2 separate regions of the Homo sapiens genome follow, and region 1 is linked to region 2. A link is a contact called in ENCODE Hi-C or POLR2A ChIA-PET data. All regions are on one chromosome and are shown on one strand. Each heading gives the region's core, a stretch centred on a gene start or an enhancer-like site at or near the end of the contact. The rest is flanking DNA. Distances are from core to core; before and after follow the strand shown. Region 1 has its middle 81 kb from the start of FLJ20712. Region 2 holds the start of BBS9 (Bardet-Biedl syndrome 9).

The links. Hi-C counts contacts between places; a loop is a spot of excess contacts on that map. ChIA-PET counts read pairs that join two places held with the same protein, here RNA polymerase II (POLR2A).
Region 1: a map of ascending aorta shows a loop between it and region 2 (6-fold over the local background). The contact joins the enhancer-like site here to the promoter of BBS9 in region 2. A Hi-C loop is called at or near these places in 1 of 168 maps with a recorded cell type or tissue (ascending aorta). POLR2A ChIA-PET finds 5 or more read pairs at or near these places in 1 of 52 experiments (activated CD8-positive, alpha-beta memory T cell).

The regions. Positions count from the first base shown.
Region 1 is chr7:33,805,469-33,808,276 of GRCh38, forward strand. No RefSeq gene overlaps it. Among named protein-coding and RNA genes, the nearest start is that of FLJ20712, 81 kb to the left of the region's middle. Within about 2 kb of position 1,428, at least 5 of the 41 ENCODE cell types and tissues checked have a DNase peak (open chromatin) inside an H3K27ac peak, as active enhancers do.
Region 2 is chr7:33,128,312-33,131,011 of GRCh38, forward strand. It overlaps BBS9 (Bardet-Biedl syndrome 9), which reads left to right and starts at 1,253. Exons shown (of 23, transcript NM_198428.3): 1 at 1,253-1,730. RefSeq lists enhancers at 666-715, 1,206-1,315 and a silencer at 856-1,155.

The sequences.
Region 1 (2,808 bases), core at 178-2,677, 680 kb after region 2:
TTGTGTTTCTATGTCTGTTAAAAATAATGGTCACTTGAGAAACATACTTAAAGAATTCAAAACTGCTGTCTTCGATAACAGTTTTCATTCAGTTTTATGTGCAGTTTTGTATTCTGGTTCTGGACCTTGCATTGCAAGGTGTGGAATATTTGCTAAAGAAATGGCACAAGATTAACATGTTTCATTTGCAAATCTTGGTACGGTTGGCCGACTTTTCCTAATGGACCCTCAGTTCTTTTTAGGTAACAGCTGCGTGCATTGCCTTGATGGGGCAAGCCCCTGGACGAGCCAGAGGTCTGCGGAGACCCAGTACACTGGCTTCAGATGTCTGCCCAGTTATCCCCACAGAAGTTAAGGAACTAGCTGTTTTGAAGCAACTTTAACACAGACTTTTTTTTTCCATCGTGATGGAAAATGACATGGAGCTGTCCTTGGGCCAATTGTGTGTAGCCTTTGTAAGTGACCAACACTTTGCCAAAGTCCCACACACAAACTAGTTATTTGCGTTTGGAGCTGCCTCCTCTGTCTTCCTGGCAGAAGCTCAACATTAGGAAATTGTGACTAATAGCAAGGAGAGAGAACCCTTGAGGCTTATCTAGCCAGGGAGAGTTTCAAGGAGCCAGGAAAAAGTAAAATCTGGCTCAATTAACCAAGATAAGATAGGAACAAGCAAACTGGACAATCCTTTCAAAAGGGACAAACACAGACACAGGGATTTCTGAAAGGAATCATGGGAATTATTAGTGTCTGGTTATTATTTTATTGCATGGAAGCACATGCAACTTGTGCTTCTCCAAACCTGTGATGCAGGCAAGAGATTCTAAAGCCTTTGCAAGCTGTAAACACAACATTTTTTTTTTTTTTGTAAGAAAAGGCAAGAGAAGGAGTGCACTTAACAGAAGAGGACCAGCCTGGTAGCACTTCCCAGAGCTACCACCTGTCTGCTGTGCTTAGGCAAGGCACCTCACCACACTGCATCTTGGTTTCCTCATCTGCAAAATGCTGTGTTATTACAGCAGTGTGTTGTAAAGATTCAATGAGGGAATGCATGTGAAGCTCTTACTGTTCTTATTAAGCACACACTGAACTCTCCAGTAAGTGTTAGCAGTTACACAGTTCTGAGATATGCATTAGGAAGTCCATTATGTAAAAACCCTGCTCTGCTCTTTAAAATGAACAAGAGTGGAGGGGTTTATGGTTTAGGGGTGAGGGGCAGAGACGTGAGGCATAGGAGATGACTGAGCATTTCTTGTGGCAACTTGTGCTTCTGGTTCCTTACAAGTAAACTGTCTTATAAGAGATACTTTTTGGTCCTGTTGTCTCTGCAGAAGGCAGCAGCAGCTCAGAATGGCAAGCTTTCTGCTGATGGTAACAACCTGGTAATCGAACAAAGCCCACAGTCTTTGCTTTGAAAAACCAGAGGCCCAGGAGTAGCTGTTTTCTTTCAGACTGCATTTGAGCTTTGTCAGCTGGCTGGGCTGAAGTTTATCCTGTGTCCACTTCCCTTATCAGCCGCCCATGGCAGGCACACGCTTCTTTGCTCAGTGAATGGCAGGACTTCAGGACTCCCCGTTGACAGAGCTAATCCATCTTTCTGCTGCTTCCATCTTGAAATAACTTTTGGAGCAGCTTGTCAGGAACATGGAAGCAGCCATGACAGCTGGGAAATTTTCTCAGGCAGGGAGTAGCCATTTTCTGTATGGAAACTCCAACGAAGCTATGTCAAGGAGATGGCCCGAAACATCTGGGCTCATTTATGGGGGGAATGGGAGGCATTCTCACAGGACAGCCCGATGTACCCCACTGATAAACCCTCTAACACATTTTCGGGAAAGGAGGCTTCATGGATAGGAGAGCCCCTGACAAAGTCAAGATATCCCTCATCCCTCCCAGCCTACTGGAGCCAGCTATTGTCCACATCACCCACTGTCACCAGAGCAGGGATGCAACTAATTCCTGTTCCTGGAATGGGCTTCTGGCACTGCCCCCACTTCAGGGTCCCCATGGCTCCAACATCTGCAGATGCACTGGCATAGGGTCATTTCCATGTGATCGGTCTTAGGTTTTGGGGACCTGTTGTTTGACAATAGAAAGCAAGAGGGTGGAGACCTGCTTCTCACCATTCGTTCTTCTCCCTCTAGAGCTGGATTTTCCTCCATATTAAAGATCCCAGGTTCATGAGAAACCAAGTCATCTTAAAAGCTGGTTAGAGTGAAATCAACCTTCCTGCTTTTCTCTTCTTCCCTACAAAGTCAGAAGTCAGGTTAGAAACTCCCTTGCAGAAAAGAGTCCATGTAGTTTGGCCAGATGGAATGTTGCGATATGGAAGCTTAGCCTGCTCAAAGTGGGTGTTTAGGAGGTTTTCAAGCTGGGCCCAAAGTCCAACTTGGGTAAGACCACCTGATTACACAACTCCAGTGGGGCGGGGGGTGGGGTTCCTTCCCCATCGTAGACTGTGCGAGTGGCGCCCTCTGGAGTCATGCGGTGCACAACCTGCCCGGCAGGAGGCAGCAGCCTGAACTTGAGGCTCAGTTCCCACAAGACCAGTGATTTTCAGCCTCCTGTGATGCTCCACACACTGGCATGTCAAGACAATAGGAGGTGGTTGCAGGTCACTGGTTACTAGTAATAAATAAAGTACAAACATGTTCAAACACATTCCTTCTTTATTACAAGTTAAGGGAAGCTAAGATCATTGCTAGATCACTCTCACTGTGAGGGAGATATGCTGGCTTTGTTTTTCATATTTAAACATTAGATAACTGAGAAAGAGAGCAAGAGAACAAAGACAAGAGAGAGAGCTAGAGC
Region 2 (2,700 bases), core at 3-2,502:
TTAAAAATATTGAGGCCGGACGCGGTGGCTCACGCCAGCAATCCCAGCACTTTGGGGGACTGAGGTGGGTGGATCGTTTGAACCCAGGAGTTCGAGAGCAACCTGGACATGGCGAAACTCCATCTCTACAAAAAATACAAAAATTAGCCAGGTGTGGTGGTCTGTGCCTGTAGTCCCAGCTTACTAGGAAGGCTAAGGTGGGAGAATCGTTTGAGCCCGGGAGGCTGAGGCTTCAGTGCTTCAGTGAGCAGTGATCCTGTCACTGCACTCCAGTCTAGGCGACCCTGTCAGGGAGACCCAGTCTCAGTTAAAAAAAAAAAAAAAACCCAAAACCCAAAAAACTAAAACTAGAATGGTATTTTCTACTGGGAATGTGGATTTGTGGATTGATGGTGAAATACTGGAAATTTAAAGCCTACACTAGAATCCATTGAAAAAAGCAAACAAGAAAAACTTCAAGGTTGGCTACATTGAATTTGAATGTAAAGATTAAAAAAAAATAAGTAAAAAACAAAAGAAGACATAGATCCAATCCCATATACCAGGAAATGCACTCTAAGGTATATACGGAAAATATATTTAACACATGTGTATCAGGACGCAGGCACAAGTAACTTCAAAGCAGCGCTGTTTCAAATAGTAAAAAAAGGAAAAACTGGAAACTGTTCAAAAGCTTCATCATCTCGATGATCTTGGTCTTCCGCCTCGCCTTCTTCTCCAAGGTGAATATGTACTGGGCCAGCACCACCCCCGCCACCAGGGCGCACACGCTGGCGCTCGCTACCGCGACCACCCTCGCCACGGTCGCGCGGTGCATGGACGGGGCCCTCATGAGTGTCCCGGCAGGAAAAAAACACCGCGATTGGGACTCTCAGAAGCGCAGGATCCCAGAGCACCATGGACAAGCCAGTGACGCCCCGCCCCCACTAGGCCCCACCCACACGCACCGAGGGGAGAGGGCGGTCACGCGGCCGGGGGGGCGTGGCCTGCCCCCGGAGCCCAGGCAGGAGGAGGGTCTTCCTTAAGGAACTGCTGCCAGGACAGGGCAGAGGATTGCAGTAATTATCACTCTCTGCTAATGAGGACCAGGCCGTGGTTCACTCGAGCCCCGCCCCAGTAGCAATCTAATTCCAACCGCGGCCCTCTCAGAAGTCGGTCCCCGCCTTTGCGCCTCAGCCTCTCTGGACTCCAGCCCCCAGAAGTCGGCGCGGCACGGCGTGACCTGCGCAGTGGCGTCCGTTGTAAGTGCTATGACAACAGGGCGAAGATGGCTCAGAGTTAGGCTGGAGAGGGGAGGTGTCCCTTCCGCTGCGGCCGTCGGGTTTCTGCTACATCCCATTCACCGCCTCCTCCATCCTTTCCTCCTCGGTGTGAGCAGCAGGACTTGCATTTGTTCTCGCCTGCCTAGTGTCTTCCAAGGGATAGATGCCGTTTCCTCTGCTGGTCTCTGGGGGTGACGGGGGGCGCAGGGGAGCTTCTTGGGGGAATCACTCCAACTCTGTGGAGCTGGTGGTGCTGCCTGGTGGGGCTCTCTCTTTGCCCGGGACGTGGAACAACTTTCAGCTGGAGGACGAGAGGGAATAGTGAAGCTAAAGGTTGCTTTTCTCTGCACCGTCCGTTCTTGCTCCCTCTGCTCCATCACTGGGACCTTGTCAGGCGTTCATAAAGCAAAATTTGCCGAACGAGGGTTCGCAGAAAGGTGGGGCAGAGCTCATCTGACGTGGCATCAGGTAAGATGGTATGTCTGTTGTTAAACTTCGGGTACATGAATACCCTTTCCATGTTTTATTTTGTGAACAAGATTCTCTAATGCAGTATAATGGTTTGGAGTCTGTAAGGTGATTGATTTCTTAGATGTTTGCACTGAAATAAACAAACACTAGGAGCACAAAGTGTATGAGATTCTGTGAGTACTTTTGAGAAAAAAGGGATGAGAATTTTTAAGGATTCCATTGAGGAATGTCACTTGGAGCATGAGCATCCTCCTGAGACACTTCAACAGGTCTGTGAGTAAATGGGCAAAGCAGTTCCCAGCCTACGACTGAAGTAGGATGCATGTACTAATACCCCCAATCCTTCTAGTAATAGGATTATTGTTTCTCCTCTTGTTACTTGGAGACCACAACAGTTTAGATGAGCTGCGCTGATTTTATCAGCACCTCCTGCCAGTCAAATCCTGCCTTTGACTTCAATTTCCTGGAGAAATGTATTTTTTTGGGTATCTCACTTTTACTTTAAAAATGAAACCGTATCTTACAGGTATACACATCTTACATGTCCTCATTGATAAACAACTTGAAAGATGCTGCAGGATAAGCTATGGGTCTTAAGTTGGCCAGCATTCAGAGAAAGATTTTCTAACTTATTAGCATTTTATAAAGAAAACAATTACTGAGATTTTTTTCATGAATATACGGAAGAATTAAAAAAAAAACTAGAAAACCCAGAAGTTTTTAAAGAAGAATTTTAAAAAACTTTATTTTGAAAATAAGTTACAAGTTATTTGTCAGAGTTTAAGGGATTTTTCCTTGTGTGTAATTGTCGTGGTTAAATTACAACTATACACTTATATTTATGGTACAACTTCTTGATAGAAATGCTCACTGAAGGGAAAAAATCCAACAGCAATAGTATATATAGTAATTTTAAAACTTTTACACCTTTTGAGGGATGTAGTAAGTCTTACGCTTTAGAATACTT